Linked DNA regions of Homo sapiens: all the other regions are linked to region 5. Evidence: chromatin loops called from intact Hi-C (ENCODE). Cell type or tissue: PC-3. All regions are shown on one strand. Region 1 overlaps LINC01122 (long intergenic non-protein coding RNA 1122). Region 2 has its middle 2.9 kb from the start of LINC01122. Region 3 has its middle 140 kb from the start of VRK2. Region 4 overlaps LINC01122 (long intergenic non-protein coding RNA 1122). Region 5 has its middle 73 kb from the start of LINC01122. Region 6 overlaps LINC01122 (long intergenic non-protein coding RNA 1122). Region 7 holds the start of LOC105374697 (a long non-coding RNA gene).

Evidence for each region. A loop is a pair of places that touch in the nucleus more often than their neighbours do. Peaks named below come from ENCODE experiments on the same cell type or tissue, not always from the same donor. Only the 100,000 strongest peaks of a DNase experiment are listed, where the experiment ranks them.
Region 1: it touches region 5 in a loop (6-fold over the local background); 3 of 110 quality-filtered maps call a loop at or near these places.
Region 2: it touches region 5 in a loop (2.2-fold over the local background); 2 of 110 quality-filtered maps call a loop at or near these places.
Region 3: it touches region 5 in a loop (13-fold over the local background); 62 of 110 quality-filtered maps call a loop at or near these places.
Region 4: a loop joins it to region 5, with 10 times the contacts of the local background. A loop is called at or near these places in 4 of 110 quality-filtered maps.
Region 6: it touches region 5 in a loop (4-fold over the local background); 7 of 110 quality-filtered maps call a loop at or near these places.
Region 7: a loop joins it to region 5, with 14 times the contacts of the local background. A loop is called at or near these places in 12 of 110 quality-filtered maps.

The regions. Positions count from the first base shown.
Region 1 is chr2:58,569,201-58,573,200 of GRCh38, reverse strand. All of the region lies in intron 1 of LINC01122 (long intergenic non-protein coding RNA 1122), which reads right to left. Among named protein-coding and RNA genes, the nearest start is that of LINC01122, 50 kb to the right of the region's middle. RefSeq lists an enhancer at 1-607. In PC-3, a CTCF peak has its summit at 1,774 (motif pointing left); DNase peaks (open chromatin) are centred at 1,780 and 3,160; H3K27ac peaks cover 257 bases.
Region 2 is chr2:58,515,883-58,519,882 of GRCh38, reverse strand. No RefSeq gene overlaps it. Among named protein-coding and RNA genes, the nearest start is that of LINC01122, 2.9 kb to the left of the region's middle. In PC-3, no CTCF peak of the experiment used is centred here; no DNase peak of the experiment used is centred here; H3K4me3 peaks cover 381 bases; H3K27ac peaks cover 1,257 bases.
Region 3 is chr2:57,903,814-57,907,813 of GRCh38, reverse strand. It overlaps a transcript of VRK2 not described here. Among named protein-coding and RNA genes, the nearest start is that of VRK2, 140 kb to the left of the region's middle. In PC-3, CTCF peaks have their summits at 1,302 and 1,501; a DNase peak (open chromatin) is centred at 1,483.
Region 4 is chr2:58,678,714-58,682,713 of GRCh38, reverse strand. The region is part of intron 2 of LINC01122 (long intergenic non-protein coding RNA 1122); the gene reads right to left. Among named protein-coding and RNA genes, the nearest start is that of LINC01122, 160 kb to the right of the region's middle. In PC-3, a CTCF peak has its summit at 1,596 (motif pointing right); no DNase peak of the experiment used is centred here.
Region 5 is chr2:58,445,992-58,449,991 of GRCh38, reverse strand. No RefSeq gene overlaps it. Among named protein-coding and RNA genes, the nearest start is that of LINC01122, 73 kb to the left of the region's middle. In PC-3, CTCF peaks have their summits at 492, 1,543 and 1,744 (motif pointing right); DNase peaks (open chromatin) are centred at 1,771 and 2,131; H3K4me3 peaks cover 386 bases; H3K27ac peaks cover 802 bases.
Region 6 is chr2:58,552,496-58,556,495 of GRCh38, reverse strand. All of the region lies in intron 1 of LINC01122 (long intergenic non-protein coding RNA 1122), which reads right to left. Among named protein-coding and RNA genes, the nearest start is that of LINC01122, 34 kb to the right of the region's middle. RefSeq lists enhancers at 1,052-1,552, 1,553-2,053. In PC-3, a CTCF peak has its summit at 2,358 (motif pointing right); no DNase peak of the experiment used is centred here.
Region 7 is chr2:57,718,678-57,722,677 of GRCh38, reverse strand. LOC105374697 (a long non-coding RNA gene) reads right to left here and starts at 1,778. Exons shown (of 3, transcript XR_940111.3): 1 at 1,702-1,778. In PC-3, CTCF peaks have their summits at 1,457 and 1,671 (motif pointing left); a DNase peak (open chromatin) is centred at 1,747; H3K4me3 peaks cover 987 bases.

The sequences.
Region 1 (4,000 bases), 120 kb before region 5:
GTTTCCCCCCTGCATCCAGGCTCAAACACCTGGGCTCTGACATGACGTCCAGTGGAGGCTATTTTCTTTCTCCTTTTTTAAACTTTCCTTTTATTTGGTTTGCATACAAGGCTAATAATGAGGTTTAAAAAACTATACACAATCAGTATACAATTACACTCATCGGGAGCCTGACATGTAATTTCTGATAAACCCATATAACTATGAACAGCAAAAGGAACCACAGAGCGCACACAATGTGTGGGGTCATCAGAACACAATGCCAACACAATCTCTGCGTCATGTCTTGTTGCATAGTATTAATCAGTGCAAACATTGTTTGGGAAATGAGAGGGGAGAGAAAGAGCAGTTTCCCAGCTGCTAGTGCTTTGCCATCAAATCTGATAGTCAGTTCCATGGAATATAAGAAACTTCAGTAATAAAGCTTAGGACCAAATAATGACTCTTGAAGACAGACTACTTAAATTATTCAAAATGAAATCAAATAATAACTCCTTATATATAATCCCAACTCTCCTGATAATTTCACATCAGACATTTCTTTAGCAACTTGTGTATTTTCATAAATTTAGAAAACGTATTTGCATCTTTAACAGGCCACAATTGGCGGGTACTGAACATCCACATTATCCAAATGATCAGTGTTACTGGTTAGTTAATTGCTACAATTTTGATTTATTTCAAATTTTTTATTTCTATATGTTGAAACATAATTATTTTTCTGTTGATTGTTATAGGTAAAGGACACAATAAGGTTTCATTAAGAAAGAATTATCCAGGACCACAAGATGACAGGCTGGGTCACTAGGGAGCACAATGCAATACTATTGTCAATACTATCGATATGTCTTAGGAAAAGTCAGTCTGGGAAATGCAGAAATGTCACAAGCTTTGTTTTACCTTCATTTTAATAGAGCATAGCATGACCTATATGGGAGGGGTTGACTACTTCAATTAGGTTTATGCTATTTTCAATAGGACTTCCAATCAGTGCATTTAGCTGGAAAGCAATTCCTGGCTTTATTATTACTGTTGTCATCCTTAAAATGCATTCTATTTATTTTTTTAATTTACCAGGAGGGGCAAAGGGAAGATGGGAGCAATAAAGAAAAAGGAGCCAGTAACATGCCCTCAGGGACCAATAGCAAAAGGAGAAGAATCATAGGGGAAGAGAGATAGGAGATGAAAATGAAAGACGTATCTTATTAAACCATCATAATTAAGAAGTAATAGGTATTCATAAAGAGACCCATGCCCAAAGGCCTGAAGATGTCTACAGTAGCAAGGGCCAATGTTTTCTAATAAGTAATAATTAACAAATAATCCACAATAAAAAGCAAATGGGACCCCACAAGAATGAGAAGGCAGAAATCTGCCTTCTTACAATTCCCCCCCGCCCTTCATAGTTTAGTGTGAACAGACCTAAACTGAAACACTAAAGAAAAGGAAAATTGGTGACCTCTTTTCAACAACAAGTAAATTCTGACACACACAGAAGTAAAAAGCATTTGATAACAGAGCACCTCATTCTCATCACCTGTAGCTTAAATACGGGATGGTGCCAGCTCTGAACCCTGAGATTACAAAGGCTGCCAGAGATCCAAGGGAATCGGGGCCTGATGATGAAACTGACCCCACATTATTTATTTCGGCACAAGACAGGAATTAATTGGATGGATTTTCCCTTAGCTCCTGCACTTTTTAAGTTAGCTGGACCTAAGACAAGGCTGAAGGGAAGGAGGAATACATTTGGTCCTTGGACACCCCCTAGTGTCTGTACTAGCACAAAAACCACTCGCAGGTATATCCCTTCCTTTCCTGCTATCCGGAACATGAGGGCCAAGATTGGCTCCTCAAGGCGGAAGTCCCAAGACTGCAGCCTCGACGGAAATCTACTTTCCCCTCAGGTCAGGAGGCCAAGTGTCAGACTCCTAACCCCTTTTGGATACTTTCTAGAATTTCTGTTTGCCAGTAACTTCGTGTCAATGTGTTGTAGTTTGTCTCAAGAAAATGTGAAAAATTATAGGTGGAGCCAGGAGGGGCCTATAATTTGCTTCAAGAAAAGAAAAAACAAAAAACCAGATGAATTTCAGTCAATACACTAGATGCAAAATGAAAAAGGGAAATGGAAGAAAAATCTGTTTCGGAGAATATATGGTAGTTTGTCTTCTATAGATAACTTGTGAGTGTTTGAATAAGCATTGTGATGTATTTATGTTTACCCATGTGATTGGATGTGAATACTGAATAAAGTCTGGGAAGACTGCTTGCCACTTCTCTCAGTCAGCGGTTCTTTGAGCAATATTCCATTTGTGTAATGAAGATATAATTTAAAAGTGGCTTAGAAAAGCTTTAGTGTAAGCGCCTTTGAAAGTTCCCATACAAATTATATGTGACTTCCTTTCCATCTAGGTAAATAAATTGTGTGTGTGCATAGGTGTGTGTCCCAGGATATCTGTGGACTAGGCTTCTGTGTTAAAATATTACTAAAATTATGAAGTATTACAATGAGTTTTATCCACTGTCATCTCAAAAGTATAAATGTCTCAGAATGTCATTACTATGTTTGGCTGTTGTAATTACCCAAATCTGCCCCAATACTGACCACAGTTCTAAGGAAACCATCATATATAGTTTTTTGTAGCATAACGCTTTTGCTCAACTGTTTTCAGGAAGCGGTCCATCATTCTATTAAATTTTGCAGCATATATTATGGCAATATAAACTACTTTTTCTTGCTGCATCTGAGAGGGTTGTACTGGAATTTATGCAAGGTCTGACCTTCACAGAATCATACAACTTTAGAGGCCAAGGGTCCTGAGAGACCACCTAATTCACATTCTTATTTAAGGAATGCATTGTTCAAAGTGATTTCATGACTTCCTCAGAGCCATGTGGCCAAGCTGCCAAAGAAGTTCTGCACCCAGCCCGTTTTGGGTCACTGATGTTTCTAAGCATAAAATTCTTTAAGAGGAGCCTGATAGACATGAATATGTCATCTGTGGCTAGACATGGGAAGCCTGACTGTAATATGGGCACCCTCCAAGTTAGGGACACATCTTCTGAAAGGAGAGGGTGTCCCAGGCAGCTCCTACAGTCCCCGGGAAAAGTGTGACTGTGGACCCAAGGGCTCTTCTGTCGTTGATTTTTCATCCATGACTCATACATGAGGCTTACACTGTAGAAAGAGAGGAAAGAAACTACAGAAGAAATGTCAGAAGCATCTTGCACACACACACCCTCCCCGCCCCGCCCCACCACCACCACCACCGCACCCCAAGTGTGTGAATGAAACTGTTTTGTTCCTTCCTCGGCAGGAAATGCTACTGTTTTAAATACCAAACAAAGATAGTGCTTGCTTCTGGTTACAGCCCACACAAAATAAACTTACTTTTAAAAAGAAATCTTGGCATATGGTAACAAAACCTATATAATTCTCTTGATCTTTAATCTCTATGCCAATGTCTGTTTTACAGATTATGGCCTCAGCCCCTGACAAATCTGCTTAGTGAATTTTTGGCTGACAAATCTGGCAACACAAACGCTGTCTGAAATACATTCAAAAGGCTAAACATTTTCATAATAGCTACTTTACATAGCCTAGTAGGTTTCCCTTTAGGACACTAATTAGTTTTTTTTTAAAGTGACAGTGTTAATTTTTATGATTACACACAGAACTGAGATTTTTATTTAATACACTAGGCCTTTTTTTAATGCTTTTCAAGGGGATCAACCACTTTGCCAACAGACGGGTGTTACAGCAGGGGTGATTATAGTAATTTTTCATGTAATTGGGAGTCACCATTTGGTTGCTATCTTTCACATGCTTGTTGACTCATCATATAATCCTTTATAATGGGGGTTTGTTTTATGTCACAGGAACGTGCCAAGCAGCCGGGAAATAACAAACAGAGGAACCCCCCAGCTGGTGGGGACCACAAGGGTTTTTAACATCTGCCCGGTTCTTTAGACTGCACAAAATTTTTATTTAATAGCAGTG
Region 2 (4,000 bases), 70 kb before region 5:
ATTTACAAAGTCCAATTTCTAGTAATGAGTAATTTCAATTTCTTGAAATATGAATATTTCAAGAGGAAGTTAAAATTAGTGCTAGGTTTATGGGACTAATCTTTTCCTATTTGAGTATGTAAAAAATAAATAAAGATAAAGAAAGTCCCAGATTCCATGCAGTGTTCCATGAGAGTCACGTTTTTTTCCTCATTGTCACTTGTATTATAAAAAATAATATCATTGTGAATCCTGAAAAATAGACTCATAGTGAAAGGCCTAGAATTGAATCCTCGTTCCTTTTCATTCTTTCAACTATAAACTCTGTTTCTTCATTTCTGAAATGAAGATAATGTTAATCATTTTAAGAAGCACATGAGGATAAATGAGATAAAATTTATATGCCAAGTTAAAGTACATAAATCCAACATTTTATAAAATGACAAGTATATTAAAAGAAAAAGAAAATAATTTCATTTCTTTTCTTAGAGGAAGCCCCAGACTTCACAATAGTGAGCTCAGCCATTATTTCTAGGTAATAGGCACAAAGTTTCCTTGGTAGTGAAAAAGGCTTTTATATAATCTACATGTTCCAGCCTGGAATTCCTTTCTGGTAATATGTATGTTCTCTTTCTATACTGAGAAAACACATAATGCAATTTATTTTGTTAATTAGGAAAAAAGGATGAGAGACCTTATTTTACACTTTTGTGTCACCATAAATGCACATAAACTTACAATAAATGTTACATGTTGATTGGGACCAAGGCCCAGGGTAAATACACAACCTGGAAAAGAATAAGACCACTAGCCTAGAAGTTCTGCTTCCATCACTGATGTTCCCATTCAGATCTTTTAAATCTGCAACGCTTTTCTGACCAATCCAGATAACTAGTTTTAAGTGTATCGTTCCAAACTTCAGCTAATACATTAAGTTGCTAATTATTTTATTATAAATATCAGTCGCCCAATGTCCTTTATTGTGATGTTTTGAAAAAAAAAAGTGACTTCCTGCTTATTAAAACTTATTTGGGAGAAATAAATTATCTTTCTGTGAATTAATCCCCAATTTACTCCTTTTTCCACATTCCTCTGATATTTTCATTCTCTGCTTGACATGTCTTAAGGTGCACTGACTGAAATTAGACTCGGTATTCTGGATGAAAGTATATCATTATTTGATATCACATCAACTTAATATTTCCATATTATTTTCTCCCTTTTTTAATGCACCCTGGAGTCCTATTTGCCTTCCTAACTGCCTCTGTGTGATGAGGAGACTTCATTGGGCTTTCCAAGATGACTTCTAATTCATTTAAACAGCACATACTATTTTAATCATATCTGTTTTCACAGATACCACATATTTTTATGAACTGTTCTTTTGCTAACTTTAGCTTTCTTTTATGTGAAATGTTCTAGATCAGATAAGTAATACAGTATTCAAAGATATAATGATAAAAAGTTATGTTAGCTCAGTGGCAAAAAAATTGATGCTTCAAATATAATGTTAATTATTTCTACAAATATGTGAGAGCTCCATTAAAAGATTTTCATATGAGTGAATATTGAAATATTTAACACTTATGAAAGAGATTTATGTGCCTCTCTTGTTTTTCGAAGTGTCTTTGCCATTTTACTAATTAACCAAAGATATCTGTGTTTAGACACATTTTATATCCATCACAGCCTATGCTCTTTCTACATTACTTTTTCCTGCAGTAAAATTAAAGCATTCAGTTCTACACACTAATCTTCTTCTAGGTAACAGATTGCAATATTTTGAATACAAAAGTATGAGACAGGAAAATGGGACTTTTGGGCTCTCATCCCAGATCTTCCGCCCAATGTGTGCTGTGCTCCTGGATATATACTGCCTTCTCAGTTTGCCTCAGTTAACTTGTTCAGAGAACGGATGTTGCAGTTTTAAGTGTCTTGCAGGACATCACAATTTTCATGTTTTTTTAAAATGTGATTCCTGGTTATTTTCCCCCAGATTGTATTTGAGTATTCCTAATCACATCTCTCTATACTTGGCTAAAATTATGACTGGTGAAAATGTGTCCCATGCCATAGTCTCAGACTTAAGTTTTGTGGCTGAACTCTATTGCTAAACCATTTCTAGTACTTTCTAACGAATTTCAGTTTTCAAAGCGTATTCATTGCTGCAAAATTAAAAGAAGGTATTTTGTTCCCCATACTCATACTTTTCATGATCCCAAAGCCTTTCTTTTCAAATTTTATCCTGTTTTATTTGGAAAGAAGTAACATTTTGTCACTTCTTTAAAGCAACAGTTTAATGACATCCTACTTTTGCCCTGCCAGCATGCGTATCACACACTTTCAGATAAAATGTGTTCAGGACATTGAAAAAAAAAAAAAAAAAAGCTCTATCAGTGGTCTCAGTACAATTCTATTAGTGGTCCCAGTAAAGCATAATTAGTAAAATAAAGATATATGCATATACTTAGATATAATGTATTAGATATAAATTTCTATTACATTATTTTTTCAAATAGTTACTGTGTTCCCTTGAATCACCCGAACTGCATATTAATTTAGTTACTCATTGAAAAATGTGGTGACTCTTTTTTTTTTTTTTTTTTTTGAGATGGAGTTTTGCTCTTGTCGCCCAGGCTGGAGTGGAATGGTGTGATCTCAGCTCACTGCAACCTCTGTCTCCTGGGTTCAAGCAATTCTCCTGCCTCAGCTTCTCAAGTAGCTGGGATTACAAGCTCCCACCACCAAGCCTATCTAATTTTTGTATTTTTAGTAAAGACGAGGTTTCGCCATGTTGGCCAGGCTGGTTTCAAACTCCTAACCTCAGGTGATCCACCTGCCTCGGCCTCCCAAAGTGCTGTGATTACAGGCATGAGCCACCACACCCAGCCTGTGACTCATTTTTATAAAGAGAAATAAAACAGAAAAGAGAGTGGATACAGGGATTGAAACAAGAATAGCACATTGTAGATACCTTATAAATATTGCTGACTCATTCATGTAGTTCATTCTATAGATATTTATGAGTATTTATTATGTACCAAGCACTATATCTTTTAGCTGGGGCTATAACAGTGAACAAAACAGGAAAAATCTCTTCTCTCACAGAGCTTACAAACAAACAAGAAATACGAACTGGCTTCCCTGACTACCCTAGGCACTGGCAGTTTTTGTCGGTCAAAAATAGTCATTATCTACAATTTCATGTGGTTTGTCCTAAATGATATGTCAGATGGTGAGAAGTCACATCAAGAATAATAAAGCTGGTGTAAAAGAGAAAGTGATTATATGTAGGCTATTACTCTTTTAAATTCGGTAGTCAGGGAAGAAAGAACCTTACATAAACAAGCAAGATGATACAGATCTCTCTGGTTAGAGCATTTAAAGATCTGAAGTGGAATTGGGTTTGGTTACTGAGAGCCAGCCTCAGCACCATTGTAGCTACAGCAGGTTGGGCAAGAGGGAAGAGTGGAAGAAGGTGAGGTCAGTGAGGTGGAAGCGGCAAGATCATGGAGGGTCATATGGTGGGTCACGTGGCCACAACAAGGAGTTTGATTTTACTCCAATAAGACTGAAAGTTTTGGGACAGCTTTGAGTATAGAAGTAAAATGATGCAATTTCCTTTTTAATGAGATCATCCTGTTTGCTAGGTTAAGAGTAGCATCTAAGAGGATAGAGAGAAGAGCAAAGGCAGGGAGACAAATTAGAAAGCTCTTACAACAATCCAGACAAAAAAATAAGGGTGGCATAGACCAGATAGGTAGAAGTAAGGCAGTGAGAAGCAGTCATATTTGGGATGTAAACTGGAGCTAGTGCTGCCAGGTCTTACTATGGATTGGGTGTAGGCTGAGAGAAAAAACAGAGTGGAGTGAGTTAAGATCACTGCACAGTGTCTGACCTAAGCAAATGCAAGAATGGAGCTGCCTTTAACTAATGTGTGGAAGATGCAGGTTTGGTGGGCAGGGTAGAAAAATCTGAATTCAGTTTGGAACATGATGAATTAATGGGACTTATTAGGCAC
Region 3 (4,000 bases), 540 kb after region 5:
GAAGCAGAGAGATTTGACTTGGCTCTTGAAGGATGAGAAGAATATGGATAGAGTCAGTGAGAAGCATCTTGTAGGATGAAGGAAATAGCATACTTTCCCCATGAGGACAATCAGAGAAGTAGGATTCTGGATGGAAGTTGTGAACTGAAGCGTGTGAATAGCCAGGGTTGGAGGGAGTTTAGGATGTTTGAAGTGGTTGTAGTTGCTCTGTTTGGAAATGCTAGTTGTTTATTTGAGCTGAGGGAGATTATGACAAAAAGCTTTTTGAAAACAATGAATCTGGCAGAGCATAGGGTGAGTTGGAGTTGAGAGATAGAAGACTATTGTGACAGTCATTGGAGATGTTCCAACATAGGCTAGTGACAACTTTGCAAATGTTAAGGGAGAATGAAGCATTAAACATGGAGTAGATGGAATTTTAAAGTCCCTTCCAGCCATAAGTTACAGAAGTAGAGTAGAATACTAGGCTATGAAGTCACATTGTCTAATTTGCATGCTGGTTCCACCACTACTGACTATCACCTTGGGTGAATTACTTAGTTCTAAAAGTCCTCAGCTGGGTGCAGTGGCTCACGCCTATAATCCCAGCACTTTGGGAGGCAGAGGCGGGAGGATCACGAGGTCAGGAGTTCAAGACCAGCCTGGTCAACATAGTGAAATCCCGTCTCTACTAAAAATACAAAAAAAAATTAGCCGCACGTGGTGGTGGGCACCTGTAGTCCCAGCTACTTGGGAGGCTGAGGCAGGATAATCGCTTGAACCTGGGAGGTGGAGGTTGCAGTGAGCCGAGATCGCGCCACTGCACTCCAGCCTGGGTGACACAGCAAGACTCTGTCTCAAAAAAATAAAAATAATAATAAAAAAAGTCCTCCATGGCTTTTCTCATCTGTAAAACAGGAAAACTTTTAGAATTTATTTCATCATATTTGTGTAAGATTTAAACAGTGTACATATGTGAAGCCCTTAGCATAAGACATCACACAGATAAGACCTCAATACATGTTTGCCTGCACTGTGCAGTTTATAGACATTGAGGTTTTAAACTGTGTTAATACAAAGGGGAGAAAATGGGCTAGGTGGAAAAAACAGCGCTGAGGTAAAATTCACAGGATTTGTAACTCATTAAATGCAGATCAAAGTGAGGCAGAGGACCAGGAGAAATTAACAAAAACTCAACATTGTAAGTAAGAGTGCTTAACTATGACGATTAGATTCCTTCTTTTCAAAATTAGAAAGGGAGGCCCCACCCCCATAATATTTTCCTTTTCTAATTGACATAGTTAAAACATATAACTTAAATTTATGAATTCAGAATACATTTTTTCGTGAACAGAATTGTTTATAAATTGCCTGCTTCTATTTTGGGGAAAAAATAAGGCATTTGACTTTTTCCCATCTGAGTAACAAATCTTAGACAAAAGTGATCTTCCCCACATTCCTATGGACACTGAACAAGCATTCAGTACTTAGTGCAACAGCATAGACTAGTGGTAGGAAGGAAGATTGTAATGAGGACGCCCAGACACTACTTTTTATCTTATCCAGGGCACATTTTAGTTTTAAGCTACACTTAGAACAAAATTATCTATAGCTGTAGTAACAGACTATTTGACAAAATAAAACTGGTTTAAGGTAATTTTAAGTACCTCGTGGCTTGTTTACTAATTACTAGAATCTTTGAGAAGTACTTATTTCTTTCTCTTTTGACTGCTGTAAGGAATAATCACATATTCAAATGTTTTTTAAAAAGTATTTCCTTTCCTTCAGTTGAAGACTTCAGCTATTTTAAATAAATTATGTCTCAAGAATATTAGTTTAATTTGTATCATGGGGGCTAATGGTATTAATTTTCCTGCATCAATTTTTTTTATCCAGATAGGTGCTATATATCAACACTTACGTACACTAGGAACACTATAGAGGCAAATAAAATTAATTCAGAATCAGATCCTGAATTTAGAATTGTATAATCAAACATGTATACAACTTATAGAATATGGAAAAATATGCTGTATTACCAATATGGACCAAAGAATAAATGCTGTATTACCAATATGGACAAAATAAATAAATGCTATATTACCAATCTAAAGAGCCATGGAAGCAGAGAGGATAGAGGGATTAAACTCCTTTGAGAAAAAAAAATCCTTGCAGGATTTTGTACTTAGGATATTGCCCAGCACAGACTGGACATTCAGTAAACATTTGCTTAATAAATGAATGATCTATAAATGATCTCCCAAATCTTTGGGGTTATAAACATAACCGTTGTTTTATGACTTCTCATGGATTCCTGTGGGTTGGAATTTGGGAATGGTCTGAGCTGGGTGGTCTTTCCTAGTGTTGTGGCCAGTTGTTTGCTACAGCTAGTGCTAGAGCTGGAGGATGGGAGGTCGAAGCAGCTGGAGGCTGCCATCATCTCTCACTCTTTGTGTAGCCTCATGGCCTCTCCATGCAGCTTCTTCTTTTGGGTGGGTTTAGTCTGCCTTACAGCATGGTGGCCTCAATGCAGTCAGACTTCTTGCAAGCTTTCAGGAACAAGTATTTTAGCCAACAAAGCAGAAGCTTCTTGGTCATTAATGACCTAGACACAAAAAGTCAATAACATCATTTCTGCCATACACTGTTAGTCAAAATAGTCACAAAGCCAGCCCATTTTTAAGGTAGGAAACACAGACCATTTCTTCATGGGAATAGTGTCCAAGTCACATTTAAGAAGGGTATGTGAGATGGAGGTATTGTTGTGACTGCCTGTGGAAAACAGAATCAGCAGAGTGATTTCAATGTTCATTTTTAAGCCACGTAATGAGTGTTTCTTACACCTTTTTGTCTTTTTTTTTTTTTAACAGAATATGTCATAAAACTCTAACAAAAATTTGGAAGTGGATTTGGAATCAGAAGTCAGAGTAGATTATTTATGAACTCTCCAATTTCTACCCAGTTTTGTGTAGTGTTTCTTTAAAATTTCTAACTTTTTTAATATGTAAAGTCTTGATTTAGGCTGTGTCTATGTGACTGTGTGCTAAACAACTGCAAATAAAACAACCTGTCTAATTAGGTCACTACCATGATAAAAAAAATTAATCTATCAAATTTACTGTTTGGCATGACATAATAAGAAAAACAACAAACCAGAGAAACAAACTGAAACAAAGAAAAACAAACACACATACACAATACCCCCAAGCAAATCAAGACAAACACTTATCTCATGTGTAATTTACTTAACTCTTCATTTGTCAACATGTTTCTTTGATATGGCATAGAACACAAAATCTTATTTGACAAATAATGTGTCTCAGATTTTAGCAAAATTTTTCATCAGAGTTACAACTCAATAGATTGTGTTTTACTTTGCATGCAAAGAATCTCTTAATTCCAAGAGCTTTATGACATACAGAAAAATATTTCAGGCCAATATGATACCAGTTGGTGCACCAGGCAGACTAAGATAACTTATCACCTCTGTTCCACTTTGGATATACCTATACCAAGAGACAGTAGAAACATCAAAAAGCCAACTACTAGAAACTGTAATACCTCTAATGACTAAAAGCATGGTAGTAATTGTCTTTTGTCCATCTGATCATGGAAGTCATTCAATGGAAAATGTGAAATAACAGATGTTTCAGCAATGTCCCCTGATTTCTAGATTTTGCAGCTCACAAGGGAAATGTCAAACACTACATGCATATTATTATTTTTTAATGAGAAAAGTGAACTCCGTGATACTCTTTGGAAAATAAAAAAAATCATTATTGAAAAAAACTTACTTTTAATATTTCCTTTTTTTTTTTTTTTTTTTTTTTTGAGACAGAGTCTTGCTGTGTTGCCCAGGCTGGAGTGCAGTGGTGCGATCTCACCTCACTGCAAGCTCCGCCTCCCGGGTTCACGCCATTCTCCTGCCTCAGCCTCCCAAGTAGCTGGTACTACAGGCGCCTGCGACCACGCCCGGCTAATTTTTTGTATTTTTAGTAGAGACGGGGTTTCGCCGCGTTAG
Region 4 (4,000 bases), 230 kb before region 5:
TGATCTTTTATTTCCTTGGTACATATACAGGTGCCCACCCTTTCAAAATCTTTGAAATGATAGGCCGATTCATTCATTTAAGTTTGGATTTGGAATATCCCCCAATATTATTTCTGCAAAATTTCAAAGCCAATTCTGATATTTGAGGCGTTTTTTCCAACACATACTCTGAAAGTGTATTTCTATAAAGTATTAAAAGTATTATGCAATTTCATAGACCCAAATGAACATTTAAAATGGGATAAATTACAATAAAATAGTGCAGTACTTTCCTGCCACCAGATTGCAGGGATACTATTATACTAATAAATAAAAAGGGATATGATAAACTGTTTTCAATTAGGTACTATTTGGAACTATATTAAGTATTCTAATAAGAGGAGAAAATGGCAATATAAAAATGCTTATGGAGAAATGCAACAGAATAAACATTTAATGAAAAGTTCAGAGGGGAGAAATGGATTCTCATCTATTCTTTTTCTGGAAAACAAAGATTCTCAATACAAGAGGCCAATTCAAATGTAGTTTGGGGAAGAAGAAGCAGCACAGGATAAAGGAAGGAAACTGCTGAGGAGTGGGGGTTCCTGGGCGAGTCATTTAACATCTCTATGCCTCAGTTTACATGCCAATAAAAGATAAAATATCAAACTACATGATTTCCAAGATTGACTCATTCTCAGAAGTTCCAACATAATCTGATGTAAGAAATCTACTCATCATCTAGGTGTATGCTATAGTTCATAATTCATTTCAAGTAATCTTTATCTTTTTAACAAAACATCATCTTAATATATATAGACATTATCCAAGTAAAAGATTGTCTTAAATTATGTTCATTAAAGTGAAATCATAATAAAATTTTACTCTTTACCTAAAGGAACAAAATGTAGCAATCGTTCTTGAAAATACACCATGATCTTAATTTTAAAATACATGTTGTGAGTTTATTATATTCCATTAAACATCTTTGAAATGTTCCCTTGTAATACCTTTGTAACAACTGTATACTACTGAATAGACCCCTGCTTTCATAAAACAAAACACTCCCACATAATTTTCCCCTTGTGATCTTTCTATTTGTGACATAGTTGCTGAATTAAAACATTTAGTGCCCAGGCACAGTGGCTCATGCCTGTAATCCCAGCACCTTGGGAGGCCGAGGCAGGCAGATCACCTAAGGTCAAGAGTTTGAGACCAGCCTGGCCAACATGGTGAAACTCCAATTTTACAAAAAAAAAAAAAAAAAAAATACAAATATACAAAAATTAATTGGGCATGGTGGCAGGTGCCTGTTATCCCAGCTACTCAGGAGGCTGAGGCAGGAGAATAGCTTGAACCAGGGAAGCAGAGGTTGCAGTGAGCCGAGATCACACCACTGTGCTCCAGCCTGGGTGACAAGAGAGAAACTCCATCTCAAAAGTAATAAAAATAAATAAAAATAAAACACTTGGCCATGAGCATGAGTATTTTAGCGGCTTTTCCTATTTACTCAAATAGGTTTGTCAACCACATGTTATTCCAAAGATTTGTCAACCACATATTACAAATGTACTTAAAAATCTTTTTTTTTGTACCACAAGGTGGCATCTTCTTATTTTGGTATAAACCTCTGAATATTTACATAATTTGAATAATTGCATACACCTGAAGTATTTTTTAAAATTTTAAAACAACCATTTAACAGCTGTGCAAATATATGGCAGTTCTGTTAGCTAATGCAAGTAGTACTTTTGGATATTTATGTTCCTGGAATGTTCAGAATATTCAGTCTTTAACAAAATGATGAGCTGTTCACACTAAAAAGTCAATAAACACTGTCCTCCAAATGTTAAGCTCATAGAGATTAGTAATACAAAACATACACTGTAAAATGTATGGATTTAAATGGAAGCTTCCTTAAAAACAGCCACAAATGTGGAACAGACCAAGTCCACATCAGTTTGCTAATTACCCTTAATACTCGGATAAAATAAGTAATGCACATTTGTACAATGCCTACTCTGTGCCTGGCTCTGTGCTAGGCACTTTAACCTATCTTCTTACATTTCATGAGAAAATCTCTCTGAATATACCAATTCTAAAGCCAAATGCAATAGTCTAGTTCCTCTGAAACTGAATAGCTATATCAATATCCTGAGGAGCTTGATAAAACGTAAAATGCTAAGCCATATCTCCTAAAAATTTCAAGTGTAAAACAGTGCAATGCATAATGAAAACCCACAAATATTAATAAGGAATTCTGCCACACTAAAAATAAACTTCAAGATAACTCTGAAAAAAAAAATCTCAAAAAAAAAAAAAAGACAGCAATCTAAAACGAATTGGTAAATATATAAAACATATTGACAAAATACTAAGCCTGTTTACTTCTGGCAGTTATGAAAATCATAATTCTTAATATGGCTCACTTGAAATTTCAGGTCATTGCTTCTTGTCCCATATTTAGTGATGAAAAATTGATGATGAGCGTGATGAGGATTCTTAAGATGAGTGGAAAAAAATAAGACTATATAGGGTAAGATTTATCTTAGTCACTGCACTTTCTTATACCCAATAACTTATCATTTTGTAAAAAATAAATGGAAGACATTTCCTATGGGGGTACATAAATATAGTAAAAATTACAATAGGGTCACAAACAGCACTGTGCTTAGGGATGTGTGTCATAACCTTTCCAAGTCAACATAGTCACTGGTAACAAGATTTGCTCAGTGGCAGAATATGTCCATGAATTAGAGGCAGTATCTTGTCCATGGATATATTCTTCCCTTGTACATAAATACATACTGCTGCAGTTAAAATACTGTAGTCTAGTACTTTTTGATCTAGCATGATTACTGATTAAAGATGCAAGTATTGTCAACAAAGAAAAATTCTCAAGTCTTGAAAAAATTGTAGCTAATAAGATCATAGTTAATATTAAAAATGATTCTCAGATTCCTCATTATCATCTTATAGGCATACTCTCTTTCATGCTCACATATATCTACACACATCCACATAAACATACACATGCATTCATATGCCTGGATGCTGGAGGCAACTGCCATTACCTTTAATTCTGTTTTTAGACAGAATAATAATGGTGCAGAAACACTGTGATCTTTATTGGGTCAATCAGATATGAACCTGTAAAGTTGCTTCTTTCTAGCATTTTCAGTCTGTTGCATGCCAACTCCCTCAGGTATGGAAGTAGATAGAAAAATTGTAGTTTAAACAAAATATTAAACTGACAAATAATCCCTACCTCACACCACACATCAAATTTAATTACAGGGCTTACAAAAAGAAAATAAACTACAATGGCACTAGAGGGTGTTCCATCCTGGGACAGAAAAAATTTGAAATGCATGACGTCAAAAGTATAACATAACAGAAAAAATGGATGAGTTTTTTACTTCAGTTTGATAAACTTCATATATATATACATATATATGCCATGTATGTATATACACATATATATAAATGTATGGCATATATATACACACACATATATATACCATACATTTCTCATATATAGATATAACTGTGCGTATATATATATACACACACACATATACAACTGTGTGTGCATATATCTATACACACATATATACACACATACATATATATGTCATATATAACTATAATATACATATAGTTATATATGTATTCCATATATAACAGTGTGTGTATATACATACGGCATACAGTTTTTATAATACGAAAACAGCAAGCGTCTTCATAGAAACTGGACAAAGTAGACAATTTACAAAGAACTACTAATATAAATAAACATAAGAAACTCATGTAACACCATTAGAAATAAAAGAAATTCAAATTAAAACAATAATGCAAGGTCTTTTTTATCTTTTGGATTGGAATATTTTTATTCTAACACCTAATATTGAAAGGTAGGGAAGGAAACTGGCCTCTGGAATACTGATATTGGGAATGTAAACTGGTACATTTCTAGAAGGCAATTTAGCCATGCATGCAAAAAGTTTTAAAATGTACATAT
Region 5 (4,000 bases):
AAATAAGGTCAGAGGCCATTGGTGTGGGGGTTTGAAGGGACATATCATGGCAGTGAAATGAGTGCTATTACAGAGTTCTGAAGCTGAGGAGTGACATCATCTGACTTTTAATTTAAAAGGAGCTTCTGGCTGCTGTGTTGAGAGTGCTGGGGTGTGTGAGAAGTAGGAGTAGGGGGACCAATTAGTAGGCCCTGTAGTTATGTAAGCAAGAGATGATAGTGACTCACACACTTCATGCAAGCACTGGAGCCGGTAAGAAGCGGTTAGAGTTTCATATCACTTTTTTACTTTTGTCATATTATGTACATGTCTTATTGCCACTTCTAGACTCTGCACTACTTGAGGCCAGAATTTGTGTTCATTTTTGCATGTCCAATGGGTACTCAATATTTTTAATGAATAAATAAATGAATGGTCACTAGACAAAGAATCTAGCTTATCAATATCTTTGGCACACACCCTGAATTTCAAGGCGTATTTATAAATGGACAATAGCACCACCAAGAGCATCAACTTTGAATAAGGGCAAAAAAAAAAAATGAATAAAATCTACATACTGCAGAACTGATAGCAGAATAATATAAAGGGAAAGATAGCCTTTATTTTACCTGTGTTTTATTTAATTTTTGATGAGTGTTTAGAAGTAATCTATTATATTTTCTCTATGTTCTTCTTGAAGTAAAGTAGTAGCCAAGGGAGAGAGAAATTTCTGTAGCATACAGACAGGTTCACAGTAGGTTTTGTCATGGAAATATTTATCATTATAAGAGCCAGTCAAGTGACATTCCATAATGCTAGCCCTTTCTGTAGTTAACACTGCAGGGAAGAAATCTCTCTCTGTCTTCAAATTCCAGTATAATAATAAAAAAGAAAACAACAAATGCATATAAAATAAATAACTTCTCCAACACATACGTACTCGACATTACAACAGAAAAGTTATGCAATCATTTGCTATTAAATCACAAACTTCCAAAACTTCAAAAGAGCAAGAGGAAAATTCCTTCAGAAAAAAACAAATTACCCATGTATGGATAATGTCCATACATAGTTGCAGAATATAGCTAAAGAAATGTTCTTTTTAAATAAGTGGTCTACATTTTAAAACTGCAACATCCAAATTGGGTATAGAGTTTGAGAAAAAGCTGCTATGTGCAATGTGGAAATAATTTATAAATACTTATAAAACATTCAGGAAGGGAGTAGATTTCAATACCTTTCTTTAATATATAATGTTTTTAAAGAAATCATTACAGTAGCAATGAATCTTTGCGATGGAAGCAGTAGTTTTACAGTTTGGATTCTAGAACCACAAAATTCCTGATCAACTCTGTAATTAGAAGGGAAATTTTCATCTTTCTAAGTTGTGTCTCCTATTTCTCCATTCCCTATTTCTATTTTCTCTAGTAACCATTGAAAAGATCAAGTTCAACTTATGACAAATCTAATTGAAAAATACCAGCCTGAATTGGAGGTTAATGTTTTCAGACAGTGGTTCTGCCATCTAATCATTCCACAAATATTTATTGGGTACTTAATATTTCCTGCCAAAGAGATAAGGTCATTACCTTTAAGAAGTTAAAATTTAATGAGGAAGAGATACAAACACGCAGTAAAATAGTTTGACAGTGCCCTAATAGAGCTATGCTCAAGGTACTACTAGGCCCACTCAGCGTGCTATGGGGACGCAGGGAGGCAGGGAAGGCCTATGGGAGGAGGCGCTGTTTCCACGTTGTGAAGGATGAGCAAAGCTGGTCAGAGAAAACAAAGGGAAAGGGAATCCTCAGCAGAGGGCGCCATGATCATGATCTCATTTTTAGAACTGCCCCAATAGCTGTGGGGAAGACAAAAGTGATAGCAGTAGGCTGGAGGCAGGAGGATCACTCCAGAGGCTTAGAGGAATCCAGGGAGGAAATCATGAGGGTCTGAACGTAGGAAATGGCAGTCGGAAAGGAAACAAGGGGCAAGTTCAAGATATATTTAGGAAATAGACCATAAAAGATGTGGCATTGACTAGTCAGGAAGAATGAAGAGAGGAAGAATGAAGAAGAATGAAGGACAGGGAGGGAGTTAGGAGCTTGAGAGGCTGGATATATGGAGAGCTGAACTCTAAGGGAAGAAATGCAGGAGAAGAAATGGGTGAAACAACAGCAGAGCGGATGTTTTTTGAAACTCAAAAGATTTGTCATGACATGTATTTGACATTATGACTAATTGACAAATATAAACTAGCTGTGGTATGAAGATATTCTACCCACAGAGCCTATTCAGAGTCATGAACATTACAGAGATCACTGAGGAATACTTGAAGAAACTCCTTCCATTCTCCCTGGTCACCAAATGTAAAGTATTGACGAGATAGAGACTAGCAGTCAGTATAGATTTTAGATATTTGTTTAGTGAATATTTACCAATTTTAGAACTTCCATTACACAATCAGAGGCATGGCTTCTGAAAAAAAAATCTTAGCATACTGTATTTTCGTGAACATTAACATATATAATGGAAAGGAGAGTAAAACAATAATTTTTAAAATATTTAACTTTATTTACAAATTAATGGTGACTTTTTCATTTCAGATCTTAAGTGTCAAGTTAATTCACTCATTAAAATTTAGATACATTTTAATACCCTATTATATTTTATTATTCAAGGACTTTCTTACCATACAAAGAAGATGAAATGCTCTTTCAGACCAGTTATCATTTCTGGTTACTATTTCCTTTTTTTCTTGTCTGATTCCAAATGTGCACTGGGAATATCAACAATACCCATGAAATAAATCCCTTCTCAAGCAGGACATTCTGAGTATCTGATTTATCACTCTGCATAGCTCCCATTAAATAATTTCTACAGTTTCAATAATAACCACAACTCTAGAATAATATATACTAGGATGCTCTATTTCAAGATCTGTAAAACTAGACATATATGAGAAAAATTTATAATATTTTAATATATTTCTGGACTCATGAATAATGAGTCATTTTTGTTAGATTATACAAATATGATCCACCAATAAAACATTTCATCTCAAATGTAACCAGATTTTGTCTACCTAGTATAAAGTAAGGAAATCCTGCATACTCCAGCAAAAAAAAAAGAAAAGAAAAAAGCATTCTCTAAATCAGTGTTCAGTGTTTTTCAAATTGCAGATGTGACCTATTTGTAGATCATGAAATCAATTTGGTGAGTTACAACCAGCATTTTTACACAATGGAATAGAATACAAAAGAACAGATATCAGAGTATATTACATTTCATAAGAGTATGTATGGTTTTGTAAAAGTTTGGTATATATGTATGTGCATACTGGGTACTAACATTAAATATTTCTTATCAGGAGTTGCATTTAAAGAAATTTGAAAGCCCCTGGTTTAAGTAACTTTGTCCACAGTATTGCTGAGACTTGTCAGGGGTCTACAGCTCAAATGTGAAATGAAAATAAATTTTAAGAGATGTGAAGATTAACTTTTCTACAACAGTTCTCTGAAACTCAAGCACTCACTTACTTTAAGCTGTCAAATATTTTACAAAATAATACCTAACAAATAGGATCAAAGGTTTCTCCTATACTATGTTTTGTAACTAAGAATATGTGGTCCAATATCACTAAATGACAGATTCTAACTTGCTTGATTGAGCCTTGCTATTTAGTAGTCATTACGGATAGAAGTTTCATTTAGTTGCATTGATCTTGTATTTAACTTTAGAATAAATTCAGAAGCTGAGCCATAAAATGTATGGTATGAATCCTTAACCCATGAGGACCCTTAAAAGGTCAAGAAAGCAACTGTAATTCCCACAAAAAACACACAAATGCATATGTTATCATTATATATAGCCTACACGAATATGCCCCAACATGTTATCATTAGGTATAAACCAGAGAATATTCTACAGTATTTTAATTCTACTATACTTAAATAATACATAAAAGACACAAATACAGTTTTCATTTTTATGCTCCACTGCAATTTTATGAGGTCTAAAAAACATA
Region 6 (4,000 bases), 110 kb before region 5:
TCACCATGCAATTGGATTGATTTGCCTGTACAGATATAGTAAGTTAATACATGAGTGAGTCGCTACAGCCCTATTGCTCCTCCTGTGCTAGGGTTGGTGGGCACACCATTCCAAGAGGGTATACACGGAGATTGAGAATTGATTAAGGTATTAGCCTAAGTGATATCAAATGAAGAGTGTACTGGAAATCAAGATGATCTTTAAAATAAGTTACTGCTTTTTATTTTTCCTTAACTGTCAATGTAGTTTCATCAGTTGTAACAAATATACCACTTCAGTGGGGAATGTTGATAATGGGGGAAGCTATGCATGTGTTAGGGCAAGGGGGTATATGGGAAATCTCTATACATCTCAATTTTGCTGTGAACCTAAAACTGCTCTAAACACTAATTAATTAATTTAGCTTTGGTATGTTATAACCGGGAATCTAACAGGATGTGGAAGAAGCTAGAGCTATGGGGGAAAAAATCTTGATTTGTGGAAATACCCTAGGCTTCTAGCCTGTCCCTCACCAGAAATGTTTTTATATAAAATATTAGAAAGAAGAAACTGTCAGACTAACTTGAAAAGGAGAGAGGATGAGAAGAGATGCTACCAAAATTCAGCTACAGCTTGAAGCCTGTGTGTGTATATGTGCTGGAAGTTAAGGTAATAATTCCCTAGAACCTATTCAGCAAATATTGGTGATTAGGACCTTTCATTCATCTGTCTACTACCTTCTTGAGTAAATGTACAGCATAAACTCCTTCCAATAGAGGCCCATCTCCATCCCCTAATGATCAACCCCTGATACAAAAGGGTGTTGCTTCTAATACTCCTGTAAGAAAATGTAAAATTTTCTTTTTTTGTTTTAGATGTAGAACTAGCCATATCTTTAGAGTAACTACCTGAAAATCAGACCAAAAAGCAGAAGTACTAACTCAATCTCCAATGTCACATAATAAATTTAACCAAAAATTTTGTAAAACTTTGACAAAAAACATGCATTAGAAAACAATAAACATTACGAAACTTACTACCTCCTAAGCTCAAAACAGATGTAGAACCTGTGAACTAATCATTTGACAGAAGTATCTTGAAAAAAAGCACATGTAACTGATGTCATCTTGCAAATATCAACTATTGGTCACAGTTCCTAATACAGCCAAATCAGGCCATTCCTATCACAACATAGTTAAAACATAAATTATTTTAATAAATTGATGAACCACTCTCAAAAATAATGCTTGTGCACAAACCTGGGAAACTGCTTTCGCTGGCTGTAAAGAAAAGGATCCCGAAGTTACTGCACTGAATAATTGCACTAAGATATATTAGAGGTCTGGCCAAGCACAGTGGCTCACGCCTGTCATCGCAGCACTTTGGAAGGCCAAGTCAGGCAGATTGCTTGAGCCCATGTGTTCAGGACCAGCCTGGGCAACATGGCGAAACCCTGTCTCTACAAAAAATACAAAAAATGAGACAGGCATGGTGGCGTATGCCTGTAGACCCAGCTACCCGGGAGGCTGAGGTGGGAGAATTACTTCAGCCAGGGAGGTGGAGGCTGCAGTGAGCTATGATCACACCACTGCACTCCAGCCTGGGCAACAGAGGGAAACCCTGTCTCAAAAAAAAAAGAAAAGAAAAGAAAAGAAAAAAAGATGCATTACAGGTCACATGCTTCTCCAAGGGGAAGGGTCTGTGGTGTGGATAAGAAATTGGTGGAGGCCAGGCAAGGTGTCTCATGCCTGTAATCCCAGTACTTTGGGAGGCTGAGGCGGGCAGATCATTTGAGGTCAGGAGTTCAAGACCAGCCTGGCCAACATGGTGAAACCTCGTCTCTACTAAAAAATATGAAAATTAGCCGGGCATGGTGGCACGTGCCTGTAATCCCAGCTACTTGGGAGGCTGAGGCAGGAGAATCTCTTGAACCTGGAAAGCTGAGATTGCAGTGAGCCAAGACCATGCCATTGCACACTCCATCCTAGGTGAAAGAGTGAGACTCTGTCAAAAAAAAAAAAACAAAGGAAAGAGAGAGAAAGAAAGAAGGAGAAAGAAAGAAAAAAGGAAAGAAAGAGAAAAAGAAAGAAAGAAAGAAAGAAAGAAAGAAAGAAAGAAAGAAAGAAAGAAAGAAAGAAAGAAAGAAAGAAATTGGTGGAAAGAGTCTTATCCTAGGGTAGGAACTTCCAGTAGAAAAAAAAAAAGGAAAAAGTGTTATAACGACTTTCTATATAAAGTATCAAATGTCTTGCCCAAAATTGTCCTCTTTCCTCCATTCCCAAGAAGTCATAGAGAGAAAAGCTTGTCTTGTTTCTACCTTCACAAACCTAAGTGTCAAAAGGATACACATTCACCAAGTCCATGAAGGACCTGCAGGAGGCAGCCCTGACCAAGCCCCAGTGGTGACAGCAAGCAGCTGCTTTTTCTCTCTACTTTAGGCACTCACTCCGCTTTTCCTACAAGAATAAAAGCAACCAGAAGTGTTAAGTCTTCTTCTTGCCCTCTCTACTATCTGCACAAGAAACTCTGGAGTCTTTTCAAAGAGGTACTATGAATACTTATGTGACAATATGGAGCTTCTTTACCCTTTTTCACCTGCCACTTTTCTTCCTCACATAGTCGCCTTCTCAGGAGGAAGCTATTGGTGAGACCCAAAAAAGACAGAGAATCTGTTAGTATAATAAAGTATAATAACTCAGACCACAAGAGGTGGTAAGAATTCCTAAGATAGAGAAAGAGACAGAGAGAAAGTTCAAGCACCTGAAAGGATGCAGATAACATGCAAAGGCTAATGAGCTCAGGGCCTGCTGCTGCCATTCAGATGCATCTAGAAGGAAGATCACAAACTTATTGACTAAGAAGCAGAGCTCTGGAAAGATGCAAAAATGTGAACAAGACTTTGGAAAAAAAGGGGGAAAAGGAAGGAGAAGGAGGCCCCTGATGCCCATATGATGTGTATGGACTGATGGCTGATTCCTTGGAAAAAAGTAAAGTTTGATGCAACAAATTCTGTATTTGTCTATGTTTTTGACTATGTAATGGTAAGACTTTTTTTTTCCTGATAATGGACTATTTACCCCTCACAGGCCAAACTTAAGTGTTGCACTTAGAAATAAGTCCCTGAAACCTCTCTTGCTCCCTTCTAAAGAGAATGTGGGAGGGGTGGGGAGCAGAGCTTTCTCTCTTCGTTTTCAAGGAGCATTCCTTCCTTAACTCAGGGAGAAGTTGACTGTGTGTTACAAGTCCTTAATTTGGGTATGCTTATCTTGCAATTAACAGCATAGGTTAGAAAGGAATCAGAGTAAAGCTGTCTGCATAGGCAAAAGGAAAGTCCTAGAAATTGATGTACTAGGGAGGACTTCTGAGATTCTTTATGCCAAGTCTGCATAGTGGCTAATCATAGGTAGGGAAGAAGCGAAGGTCATAGGTAGTAAATTGACCTCATACCTAAAAGAGCCATGGTGGTCAGAGTCAGGGAAGAATCTGGGGAAAACAGAATCTGTAGCAAAAAGAATCTGCAGCAAAAAGTAATTCATGTCAGAATCAGACATCTGAGCCAAGATTTTCTTTTTTAAGTCAAACACAATTGTTATAGAAGAAAAATGACTCATTCACAAGTCTTCAAGGGCAGGAACACAGAGCCAGGTCACAACCAACAGAACAATAATATCTACATATATGCAGGTTTTAATAGCAAAAGCTGAAAGAATAAAACCTGCAAAAACTTACATAGGTACTGTTCTAGGATTTATTATGTAAAGACATATCACAGTGCAAAGAAAGTACCAAACTCCACAAGCTTTGTACTGGTAATAACAAGCTTTGTACTGGTAAAAGGAAAAGATTATAATTGGACATTAATTGATATACACTAAATAGAGAAAATCAAGCACTCAAATTTCTATCGACATGCAAATGTTAAATTAGGGAAAAAAATAAACAGCCAATTCCCTGGACTTGGATTGATACAGATGACAAGTCTATTAAAGCAAACTGAATGAGGACCCTCTAGGTGATAATG
Region 7 (4,000 bases), 730 kb after region 5:
CATGATTATGAAATGTGAATCCTTTTAATAGCCCTAGATTGTCCTTCTCTTTATTTTTATATCTGGGAATATGGAAGATCAAAGAGGTTAAGTACTTCAGGTCACACAGGTTAAAACAACCACCAGAGACAGAATTTGAACCTGATTCTCTATCTTCATAAAGCCCATAAAAGGGCCTAGTAACTACTACCAAGGCACCTAAGGTACAGTGCCTAGAATGACCTAAGAATCTATTGTATATTCTATATATGCCCCATTTTCTGAAGCTTGTTAAATTGCCTGAAGGATATTACAATGAGTTTCCTTCATTAGAAATTTCACCAGAATTTTGCCAAAACCACAAAGGCAAGGTGACTTCATGATATATTAGTTAATATAGATTCATATTTGAATGGTTATCTTTTTTTTTTTTTAGATGGAGTTTCACTCTTGTCATCCAGGCTGGAGTACAATGGGTCAATCTTGGCTCACTGCAACTTCTGCCTCCCAGGTTCAAGCGGTTCTCCTGCCTCAGCCTCCCAAGTAGCTGGGACTACAGGCGTCTGCCACCACTCCTGGCTAATTTTTTGTATTTTTAGTAGAGACAGGGTTTCACCATGTTGGCCAGGCTGGTCTCGAACACCTGACCTCAGTTGATCCACCTGCCTCGGCCTCCCAAAGTGCTGGGATTACAGGCGTGAGCCACCGCACCCAGCGAGTGGTTATTTGCTTGTAATGCTTGGCTGATCTGGAAAGAATGCATATTGTGTTGGCTGAAGGGGATAAGATGACAAAAATGGGATAGGGAAAGGGAGCAGCCAGGGAGAATAGAAAAAAGGAAAAGAAGTCTTCCTTGGATGACCTTACAGAGAATTACCCGAACTCCTAAGCCATACGAATGGAGTGAAGGGAATGTTGTATTAAAGAAAAAAAGAAAAAGTTTTATCTGCTTTTCCCTTAATTAAATTAGGGCCATTTGAATAACTACCTGAATAATGGCATCAGGAAGAAAAGAGCAGAAGGCATGAAAGTTTTTTCTGTTTGTTATATTTAGAGAATGTTTTGCAATTCTTTCAGTGTCACGTTAGAAGGCAGCATCATTTGCACAATATGAATTAGCCTCAGAAATTTCTAGGCACATTCACATTTAAAGTAAGATGACTTTATTTTGGTCAGGCTGGTAGAGTCACTGCTTTGTTTTGTGTTTCCTAAACTTTTCCTGACAGCGTGCTAGGTAAGAGTCTTCCCATCCTATTCCCTCTGCTTGTGGGACTTTTATTAAGATGGTGGGACAGCTCAGCCAGGTGCCAGTTTGACGCTGTGTGGCTGTAACTTAATATTCCTCAGTAACTCTGCTTTGGAGTTAGGGGCTATGGGAGGTATTCGTTAATCCTTCACAATTTCTGCCACAGACATTTTTTAACTCTCTTTAGAATGTAAGAGGTATGAGAGGAACTGGTCAGGCCTAAGGCAGCCTGCAGTGTGGTGGGACTCCACCCTTTCCCTTTGCCACGGCTCCATTTACTCCTTTGGAATGTGCCGATAATTCCCACGGAATAGTAATAGGTTTTCAGTGGAATATTTTGTGGAAACGGAACTGTTTTGGTCTGGGGTTCATGTCTTGACGAGGCCAGGAAGACACAGCGGACTGAGGGGCTGAGATGGTCTGTCTCTCGCGGAGTTGGAGTACCCTCTGCTGTTCAAGAGAAGAAGTGCACTTACAGATAGCTCTAGCCAGTGCTTTCTCCAGGTAAAGAAAAACCTCCAAAATGCTTCTTAGAAAACAAGATAGATGCCCTCAGAAGATTGCTGAGCTTCCGGCTTCATGCAATTGTCGGGGTTTTGACTCTTAAGGAAATCCCATTGAGACTGAGTATGCGATGAGACCAGAGCCTATGCGGAGGGTAGTTTTTCTTTAGTCATAAAGTGTGGTATGAGCAATGGTTCTAGAATGATAGGTATTTGGGTTATTTTTCATGTGTTCGAATGCCACCATAAAATATTCTTTTTTTGTGTGTAATCAATCTTTTTATATCTGAGAAACCTGGATATTGTAATTCTAGTTTTGGAGGTTTCTGAATATCTTCTTTTGAAGTGTTTTTACATGTAAAGTCAGCATTGAAAATTGTTCTCGTGGCAAGTAGTTTCTTTCCTTTCTTTCTTTCTTTCTTTCTTTCTTTCTTTCTTTCTTTCTTTCTTTCTTTCTTTCTTTCTTTCCTTCCTTCCTTCCTTCCTTCCTTCTTCCTTCCTTCCTTCCTTCCTTCCTTCCCATTTTTTTGCTTTAGTTTCTAATGTATTTTGTTATTCTCTGCTGTGAGATAGCTTATTTCTATATAGTCCTGTAATTTATAAGCACTTTCACATAATCTCATCATAGCAGCTCTGCGATGCAAACTACATAGTTCCCACTTTATAGACAGAGAATCAAGGCCAAGACCGTGTCCAGAAATGCAGGTGGCCTCAGAAGTGAGCACTGTGTCAGATTTTCTAAGACAGGAGTAATAGTGGTTAATTCTTTAGTGACTACAATTTGTCAGCATTATACTAAACATTTTTAAGCATTACACATTTATTCTTCATGTCAAGTCACAGGTAGGTATTATTCTAACTGTCACTTCATAGATATGCAAATAATAATCTTTAAAGGTTAGTAATAGTCAAATAGCCGGTAAGTGAAAAAACTGGGTTTTAAATGTGGTGCATCTGACTCTGGAGGCTCCAATGTGTGGCCAACTTTTGACATATGGAGAAAAAGACATAAACCTTGACCTCAAGCACTTTAGTATTTTTAAATTGTGGTAAAATATACATAACTTAAAATTTACAATTTTAGCAATTTTTAAGTGTAAAGTTTAGAGGCATTACACACATTGACATTGTTGTGCAAGAATCACCAACATCCATGTCCAAAAATCTTTCATCTTTCCAAGCTGAAACTCTGTACCCATTAAAAAATAACACCCATTCTCCTCTCCCTCCAGCCCTGGCAACTACCGTTGTATTGTCTGTTTCTATGAATTTGACTACTTTAGGTACCTTATATAAGTGGAACCATACAATATTTGTCTTTTTGTGTCTGGATTATTTCATTTAGCATAATGTCTTCAAGGCTCATCCTTATAGCATGTGTCAGAATGTCATTCTTTTTAAGGGTGTATAATACTCCATTGTATCTATATAACACATTTATTTATTCACTGATCCATGGATGTTGGGATGTTTCCAGATTTTCAGTATGATGAATAGTGTTGCTGTGAACACTGATGCACAAATATCTGTTTGCTTCCCTGATTTTAGTTCTTTTGCGTACATACCCAGAAATGAAATAGCTGGATCATATGGTAATTCCATGCTTAGTTTTTTAAACATAGAACTGCCATACTGTTTTCTGTGGTAGTTACAGCATTTCATACTCCCACAAGCAATGCTTAAGGGCAGTAATTTCTCCACATCCTTGCCACTTATTATTTTCTAATTTTTTAAAAAAATAGTCATCTTAATGAATGTGAAGGGATAGCTTACTGTGCTTTTGATGTACATTTCCCTAATGGTTAGTGATATTAAACATCTTTTTATGTTCTTAGTGGCCAACTATATATCTTCTTGTGAGAAAAGTCTATTCAAGTCCTTTAACTGTTTTTAAATTGGGTTGTTGTTGAGTTCTATGAGTTGTTCATATATTCTGGATATTGAACCCTTATTAGAATATGATTTGCAAATATTTTATTCCATATGTTGCCTTTTATACTCTGTTGATAGTAGCTATAGAAAGATAGATGTTGTTAGATGTGCAGAATTTTTAGATTTTGATGAAGTGCAATTTATCTCTGTTTGCTTTTGCTGCCTTTTGGTATCATATCCAAGATCTTTGCCAAATCCAGTGTCATGAAGTTTTTATCTTATGTTTTCTTTTAACAGTTTTATAGTTTTAACTGTTACATCTCTTTACATGTCTTTAATCCATTTTGAATTAATTTTGTATATGGAGTAAGGTACGGGTCCAACCTCATTCTTTTGCATG